Regions from separate parts of the Homo sapiens genome. Here region 2 is linked to region 1. A link is a loop called in an ENCODE intact Hi-C map of the cell type or tissue named here. Cell type or tissue: breast epithelium. All regions are shown on one strand. Links, peaks and the distances in the headings refer to the core of each region. The heading gives the core; the rest is flanking DNA.

The links. A loop is a pair of places that touch in the nucleus more often than their neighbours do. Peaks named below come from ENCODE experiments on the same cell type or tissue, not always from the same donor. Only the 100,000 strongest peaks of a DNase experiment are listed, where the experiment ranks them.
Region 2: a loop joins it to region 1, with 14 times the contacts of the local background. A loop is called at or near these places in 1 of 110 quality-filtered maps.

What each region holds. Positions count from the first base shown.
Region 1 is chr6:1,668,395-1,672,790 of GRCh38, reverse strand. The region is part of intron 9 of GMDS (GDP-mannose 4,6-dehydratase); the gene reads left to right. Among named protein-coding and RNA genes, the nearest start is that of FOXC1, 61 kb to the right of the region's middle. In breast epithelium, for the core only: no CTCF peak of the experiment used is centred there; a DNase peak (open chromatin) is centred at 1,840; H3K27ac peaks cover 227 bases.
Region 2 is chr6:2,530,236-2,534,631 of GRCh38, reverse strand. No RefSeq gene overlaps it. Among named protein-coding and RNA genes, the nearest start is that of LINC02521, 100 kb to the left of the region's middle. In breast epithelium, for the core only: no CTCF peak of the experiment used is centred there; no DNase peak of the experiment used is centred there.

The DNA.
Region 1 (4,396 bases), core at 114-4,113:
TTAACCCCAGAATTTTGCATCACCACTGTTCCATTGCCTGGTGAGGTGCTTAGATTCTCTGGCAAACCTATTTGAACAGGAGGGTTTTCACTTTCTGGAAAGGTACCCAGTCTGGTGGTGATGAAACAGGTTTTCTCTCTGTACTCCCGGGTGAACCCTCTGCAGTCTGCCATTTCTTGGAATCCTCTTAACCAATCTTAGAATTATCTCCCAGCATCAGATTTTGCTTATTAAGGAAACCAGGCATTGTGAAATGCTCCTTTCTACACTAATCTGAAAGACATAAATAGTGGCAGAGAATGTTAGACATAGAGCGGGAAATTTCAGAGACTTTTGTTGGAAGAATCATCACTCTCCTGCAGGAACTGCAAAAAACACTTGATCTCTGTTTACACATGCCTGCAGACACACAGAGAGGCCCTAATCAGCGGCTTGTGGACAGCCTTCTATCATAGCTACCCACTTTTCTCTATGACCTTCCCTGTTCTTCCACTCCATGTCTATCCTGACTCTCATTCACGCATCACGGCTTGGACACTTGTGCTGCCTTTATCATTTGGGAAAACATGGCGCAGCAATGGCCTCAAGTTTGTCAGACGTCTCAAATGCTCCACAGTCGTCGTCTCTGAAGCCAGACCCAAATGTAGTTGTCTTGGTGATTACTGGGCATTGTCTAATCCAGGAAAAAACACTCTTTTGTAGAAATATAATAAGACAGTGTGGGTGGTGCTGGATCTGCAGTTTTGTCATTTTGAAATTTATTGGGTTGATGCAAAAATAATCACAATTTTTGCCACTAAAAGTAATGGCAGAAAGTAATTAAAAATAGGCCAGGCGCGGTGGTTCACGCCTGTAATCCTAGCAATTTGGGAAGCCAAGGTGGGCAGATCATGAGGCTGGGAGATCAAGGCCATCCTGGCCAACATGGTGAAACCCTGTCTCTACTAAAAATACAAAAATTAGCCGGGTGTGGTGGCGCACACCTGTAATCCCAGCTATTCGGGAGGCTGAGGCAGGAGAATCAGTTGAACCCGGGGGGCAGAGGTTGCAGCGAGCCAAGATCACACCACTGCACTCCAGCCTGGCGACACAGTGAGATTCCGTCTCAAAAAAAAAAAAAAAAAGTAATTAAAAGTATGGCAAAAACCAAGATTACTTTTGCACCAACCTTAATATCTTATACATACTTAGGGATGGACAAAATGCTTTCCTCTCAAATTCTCAGAATGATATCGTTGATTCCGTGTTTCTACGTATTTGCTTGGTGGTTTACATTTATATACATTGTGACTGTAAACCCAGAAAATAATAATGCCCTTTAGTAGAGTAGCCTTTTGTGGTGGGGTGCGTGGGGGTGGGTGTTGTTTTTGGCTTGATCCCAAAAGCAAGGCATTCAACCTGCTGAAGATTGTGGGGCTTCCCAGAGAGCACCCCAGCAGGGGAGCAGTCTTCAGTCGCTGCTTCCTCTAAACAGGGCGTCGAGTGAGAAGCAGCCTCCTGAACACATGCACCAACATGAATGTGTCTGTAAACTCCTAATTGAGAGTGATAAGCCGCCACCAGACTCTGAAGGGCAGGCGTCTTTGTAGGTCACAGGTTGCCGAGAAAGCTAAGCTCAGTGCCGCTGATTGACACTTGGAGCAGTTACATTGTTCTGTGGCCTTCGTGGGTTACTGTGGTTTGCAGGGGAGCTGCCATCAGATCTTTGCCTGAGTCTGTAGGCTCAAGCCTTCTGAAGGCCCCCACAGTCGCTGCAAGGGGAGCAACATGGAAATGAGCTTCATTGTCTAGAATTTCAAAAAGCCCTGCAGCCATGAGGTGACAGCAAAACTCTGAGCAAAAGTCCGGGCGAGCAGGGAACTATGAACAACTTGTAAGAGGTGTGGTTCATTGAATCCAGCCTCAGAGCAAGAGTTTTCATGTTTTCAGAATGAAGATGCATTTTTTAAAAACGTACTAGGTACTTACCCGAGGCCATGGTTTGACCTGCAGATGACTTCAACGTTTGGAACTATGGAATGCAGAATGAAAACTAAAAGTATGGCTGAAGACAAAAGGCACGAGGAGATGGTTATCTTTCTCTCTAGCACTACTGAACTATTACCTTAGGAAGAATATATTTAGAGCATGGAAGTCTATTAACTTTTCCTCATTTTAAATGTTCTTTTTAATTACAGAGCCACTTAGAAAATATTCTAGCTTTTCATATCAGTGTTTTCTTCTCTGTCTTATCCCGGTGTAGATAAGCCAATTTCTTTTACATATCTGAGCTGCTCATTAATTAAGAAAAACTCAGCATTAGTTACCGTTCATGAGTCCTCAAAAACACAAAATTCCACATTCCAGCATGTGTTACATTAAGTGGAAAAGATTTGTCTAATGCTGTCCTCATTTTTAGTGCAGGTGAAAAAAAAAAAAAACCAAAAAAAACCCAGAAACACTTGATTTTGAAGTAGCTCTTTCAAATCAGGGCAAGAAAAATATTACTTCTGAAAGTCGTATGCAACACCTGTAACCAGCGCATCCCTTCTTGTCTGTGGTCCTCATTACAGTCATTTCACACCCTCTCACCCCCTTGTCCCGGAAGGCTGCTGGGCAGAAGTCCCCGAGCTGCTGGTGCCACAGGGAGGAGTTGAGGGGGTGGGGCAGTGCGGTGCACGTGCGCAGCGCTCTGACTTGAGGCTTCCAGGAGACGTGATGGGTTTCAAAACAGTGTGCAAGATCTCCCCTCGTTTGTGACACCAAGATGTTCCTATGGAGCCCACCCAGCCCCTCCCGACCACCTGCATTCCCAAGGAAGCCCTGTGACCTCTCCGGTCACCCAGCCATCATGGGACCGGCGGTGACAGCTTTTTTTTTTTTTTTTTTTTTTTGAGATGGAGTCTCGTCTCGCTTTTTCACCCAGGTTGGAGTGCAGTGGCGCGATCTCGGCTCACTCCAACCTCCGCCTCCCAGGTTCAAGTGATTCTCCTGCCTCAGCCTCACTAGTAGCTTTGATTACAGGCGCCTGCCACCACACCTGGCTAATTTTTGTATTTTTAGTAGAGATGGAGTTTCACCATGTTGGCCAGGCTGGTCTTGAACTCCTGACCTCAAGTGATCCGCCTGCCTCAGCCTCCCAAAGTGCTGGGATTACAGGCATGAGCCACTGTACCCAGCTGGTGACAGCTCTTGATGCCAAGCCCCTGTTTGAACACAGAGGTGCCTGAGCTGCGGTGAAGTGCTCAGCACATGACGATCTCATTTTCAGCACCCCCATTTTTATGGCAAAACATGCAATATGTGTTTCTATTTACATGACATAGGAAGGTGTCATCCACAAAGTGCGTTTTTCTCTCTAAACAAACGTTTCATACATTTATTGAATCCTAAAAATGGGAAGAACCTCAGAGATGACTGATTCTGAAGTGTATCCCAGAGAGTATGTGTGCCTCCAGAGTGTAGACTCAGAGTAGTGGAGCCTGAATGAACCCCAGAGGCCATCTCCTCTGAAGTGCATGCTTGGCTGAGGAGGCTAAGCCCCAAAAAGGCTGAAATTCCCAAAAAGCACCCCAGACTATGATAGCCAACCCTTGTCCCAGCCTGCCCAACCCTGCTTTGCGCTTTTTTCCATTATTGTGTGAAATCAATGTCTTCTGTCTCTTCCTTCCAGAGAAAAATTATAATAATTCTTTTAATCAGGGCAGCAAGACATTTGACAAAGTTTCCTTAGACCTTGGTATTAGATTTTAATGTTGCAGAGAGTTCTTCACTAGTGAAAACAGTACTGACATATGTTAGAAATATATTCCATTCAGGTCTGTGAGTCTTCACTAATTCCAGGGTGTGTCAAGTTCAGTGTAAAAGTCTCTTTGGCAACTCACTGGCTCTGTTCTCCTGAGCTGATACCTTGGTACTTCTCTGATTTGGCCAGAATTACCTGATGTGTTGCTTTGTCTAGTTATACATCTTTACACATATTTCAAGAAAGTTTATTTCTAAATTCGTAGCATTGTTTTCTTCCCCTTAATGGAGAGTGTTCTGTTTTAATGTTTTGGCTCCTTTTTATTCCCAGTGGTTTTTTTTGTTTGTTTGTTTGTTTGTTTAGACAGAGTCTTACTCTGTTGCCCAGTCTGGAGTGCAGTAGTGCGGTCTCAGCTTACTGCAAACTCCGACTCCCAGGGTCAAGCAGTTCTGCCTCAGCCTCCCAAGTAGCTGGGATTACAGGCGTGCACCACCACACCCAGCTAATTTTTGTATTTTTAGTAGAAATGGGGTTTCACCATGTTGGCCAAGCTGGTCTCAAACTTCTGACCTCAGGTGATCCGCCTGCCTTGGTCTCCTGAAGTGCTGGGATTACAGGCATGAGCCATTGCGCCTGGCCCCCAGTGTGTCTTAAAATATTACATTTTCTACC
Region 2 (4,396 bases), core at 121-4,120, 860 kb before region 1:
TATTTGACCTCTTAGAGGTGGAATTCGGTCCCATGCCACACTCGTATGTTGAAATCTAACATCATAGTGCCTCTGAATGTGATGTAATTTGAAAATAGGGTCATAGAAGATGTAATTAGGAAGCTAAGATGAGGTCATCAGGGTGGACCCTAATCCAATATGACTGATGTCTTTGTAAAGAGAAGAGATTTGAGCACAGAGATGTGCACACAGGAGGAGCTGCCCTGTGAGGCTGAAGGAGAGAGCAGCCAAGGAACATCAAAGATTACCAGTAAACCACCAGGAGTTAGGAGAGAACATGGAAGAAATTGTCCCTCACAAGCCTCAGAAGGAACCAACCCTGCCTGCACCTTTACCTTGGACTTCTTACCTCCAGGACTGTGTTGTTCAAGCCAGAAAGTACCCTGCACACTATCTCTTTTTTCTCATCTATTGAAGCATGATTGTCAAATAAAAAGTGTATATATTTGAGGTGTACAACATAATGTTTTGATATGCATATACATTGTGAAATGGCTGCCACAATCAATCTAATTAACACATTCACCACTTCACATGGTTACGTGTGTGTGTGTGTGTGTGTGTGTGTGTGTGTGTAGTGAGAATACTGAAGATCTACTCTCTTAGCAAATTTCAAATATAAAATATATCATTGTTAACTATAGTCATCATGCTGTACATTAGGTCTCCAACACTTATTATCTTACAATGGAAAGTTTATACGCTTTGAGCAACCTCTCCAATTTGCCCCAGCCATCAGTCCCTGGAACCACCATTCTACTCTTTGTTTCCATGAGTTCAACTTTTTTAGATTCTACATATAAGTAAGACAACGCAGCACTTAATGTTCTGTGCCTGGCTCATTTTGCTAAGCACAATGTCTTCCAGGTTCATCCATGTTGTTGCAAATGTCAAGATTTCCTTCTTTCTTAAGACTAGATAATATTCCATTGTGTATATAATAGCTCTATTTTTAATTTTTTGGTTTTTTGAGACAGGGTCCCACTCTGTTGCCCAAGCTGGAATGCTTTGTAATGTAATTTGAAATCAGGAAGTGTGATGCCTCCAGCTTTGTTCTTCTTGCTTAAGATTGCTTTAGCTATTTGGAGTCCTCTGTGGTTCTATATGCATTTTGGAATTATTTTTTCTATTTCTTTGAGAAATGTCATTGAGATTTTGATAGAGCTTGCACTGAATCTGTAGATCACATTGGGTAGTACATTGGGTGGCACGATCATGGCTTACTGCAGACCTGACCTCCCCAGGCTCAGGTGATCCTCCCACCTCACTTTTTGTGCTTTTTTTTTTAAGAGATGGGGTTTCGCCATGTTGCCCAGGCTGGTCTTGAACTGCAGAGCTCAAGTGATCCACCCACCTTAGCCTCCCAAAATACTAGGATTACAGGTGTGAGCCATCACACCTGTATCTTTTGACTTTTTGATAACGGCCTTTCCAACAGGTGTGAGGTAATACCTCACTGTGGTTTTGATTAAAGAAGACACAAATAAATGGAGAGATATTACACATTCATGAATTAGAAGAATTAATACTGTTAAAATACCTGTACTACCCAATGTGATCTGCAGATTCAGTGCAAGCTCTATCAAAATCTCAATGACATTTCTCAAAGAAATAGAAAAAAAAATTCTAAAATGCATATAGAACCACAAAGGACCCCAAATAGCTAAAGCAATCTTGAGCAAGAAGAACCAAGCTGGAGGCATCTCACTTCCTGATTTCAAATTACATTACAAAGCTATAGTAATCAAAACAGTTTGCTACTGTTGCATAAAAACAGACACATAAACCAATGGAACTGAATAGAGAACCTGAAATAAACCCCTACATGTATAGCTAATCTTCAACAAAGGTACCAATGTGGAAAGGAGAATCTTCTCAATAAATGGTGCTGAAAAACTGGTTAATCACATGCAAAGGAATAAAATTGGACCTTATCTTAAACCATACACAAAAATAAACTTAAAGTGAATTAAAGACTTAAATGTAAGACCTGAGATCATAAAATTCCTAGAGGAAAGTATAGGGGAAAATCTCCTTAGCATTGCTCTTGGCAATGATTTCTTGAATATGACACCAAAAGCACAGGCAGGAAAAGCAAGAATAAACAAGTGGAACTACCTCAAACTAGAAAGCTTCTGTATGGCAAAGGAAACAATCAACAAAATGAATAGGCAAACTACAGAGTAAGAGAAAATATTGCAAACCATTAATCCAATGGGGAGTTACATTTAAAATGTATAAGGAACACATATGACTCAATAGTAAAAATGCAAACACAAATAACCCAATTTAAAAATGGGCAAAGGACCTGAATAGACATTTTTCCAAAGAAGACATACAAATGGCCAAGTATATTGTGCTCTACATTGTGAACCAGTGGGAATTTATGTTGAAGTATAACACGCTCAACATCACGAATCATCAAGGAAATGCAAATCAATACCTTGTGTAATTTCTATCCCCCAACTGAGCCTTGGCTGATACACCCAGTTTTCATATAAAGAAACCAAGCACAGAGGAATTAAACAAATCGTCCAAAGCCAAAGAGCTCATGAGTGACTAAGCTAGGGTTGGTGCAACTCCAGAAGCCATGCTCTTAACCACAATGCATGACTGTATCTCCACAAACTAAAAACCTCAGTAAATTGGTGACTACACATGTAAAATATAAGATAGCATAACACCCCTTTCTTTCAAAGCTGAACACAGACTTCATCTTTAACTTACTTTCCTGTCTTTGCAGATACCTATAACCTGCACCAGCTCAGGTCCTCTGAAAATCAGAGAAAGTCTTGGGAAAGCTGATGAGGAGTCTTTGAGTAAAGGTTGTCCATGGTTAGGGTCCCATTTCTGGCAGGAATGAGCCAGATTTAGTTGTTCTGCCATGTTCAGTCAATGGCTGGATGTAGCTTGGGGGAAACACAGGCTCAATATGACCACCATGGTGGATCCAAAGGGACTGTGGCTTGAGGCTGTTAGTCAACTGTGCTTTCTGCAGCAGGTTTTCTTGAAGGAGACCTCTAAGAGATATGTCACTGTGAGGGATGTGAATCCACATGTCCATGCATGTCTGGGGAGTGGCTACTCCATGATCCAGGGGGCTATTCCTGAGACAAGACTTAGAAGAGGGAGGTTATTGGGGTGTGATGGTTAATTTTACGGGTCAACTCGACTGGGTCACGGGGTGCCCATATTAAACACTGCCTCTGGTTGTGTCTGTGAGATTAGCAAATTAGATTAGCATTTGAATCAGTGGACTCAGTAGATGGCCCTCCCCAGTGTGGGTGGGCATTCTCCAATCCTTTGAGGCCCTGAATACAGCAAAAAGCAGAGAAAGGAGGAATTCACTCCTTTTGCTCCTGTCTCACTGCTTAAGCAGGGACATCTCTTCTGAACTATGCCATCAGCTTTCCTGAGTCTCCAGTTTATAGGCAGCACATCATGGGACTTCTCAGCCTCCATAATCCCGTGAGTCAATTCCTTGTAATAAATCTCTCTCTCTGTTTCTCTCTCTCTCTCTCTCCTATTGGTTCTGTTTCTCCAGAGGAGCCCAACTAATACATGGGTGAACCACACCCCTACCACTGCAGGGGGTTGCTGCTTGCCACCGTTGATACTCATCAGCCCTTCTCCTCTATCCATTCTAAATTCCCTTCATTTATGGCTACCATGGTGGTCTTGGTGGCCCGGTGGTGTGACTCAAACCTTTGTTTCTAAGGGATCTGAGCCATTGGTTATCGTGTCCTTTTCAGGTTAGAGTTGCTGCACGTTGCCATTCCTGGTTACAACTGGGTCCCTGGGTGGATGGCCTGAGCGCTGCACATATTCCTGCTGCCTCCGCTGTGTAGCAGCAGCCCTTCCTCCCCTGCTGGGGAAACAGCATGCGCGATACAAGGGTTGCTGGTTTAATCCCTATGCTGTGTCCCGAAGGATGGTACCCTATCCCCTCAGTGAGCTGACGCTTCAGTTTTGCCTTTAGAAGGCTATTCTATACTTTCCGAGGCCAGCGGTTTCTGGAGCACATAGAAGTGATAAAACCAGGGGATCCCATCTGCAGCTCCTTTGCTCTGAGGTGGGCCCCCTGGTTGAATGCTGCACTGTGTGGGGTTCCACACCTGTGCATCAGGCATTCTGTGAGCCCCTGGATAGTGGTGCTGGCTGAGGCCCTAGAGACAGGAAAGGCAAACCCTATCTGAAGAGGCATCTACTTCTGTTAAGAAAACTTGCTGGCTCTTCCAGGATGGAAATCGTGCAACAAGAGGCCGATTGGTTTCCTTGAAACATAGTATCATGTTAGGGGCTCAGCATAACTTTCTACTGCTCGCACGTTGGCCAGCCAGGGGCAGCAGTAGCTAGACTAGCCTGGTAAGTAAAA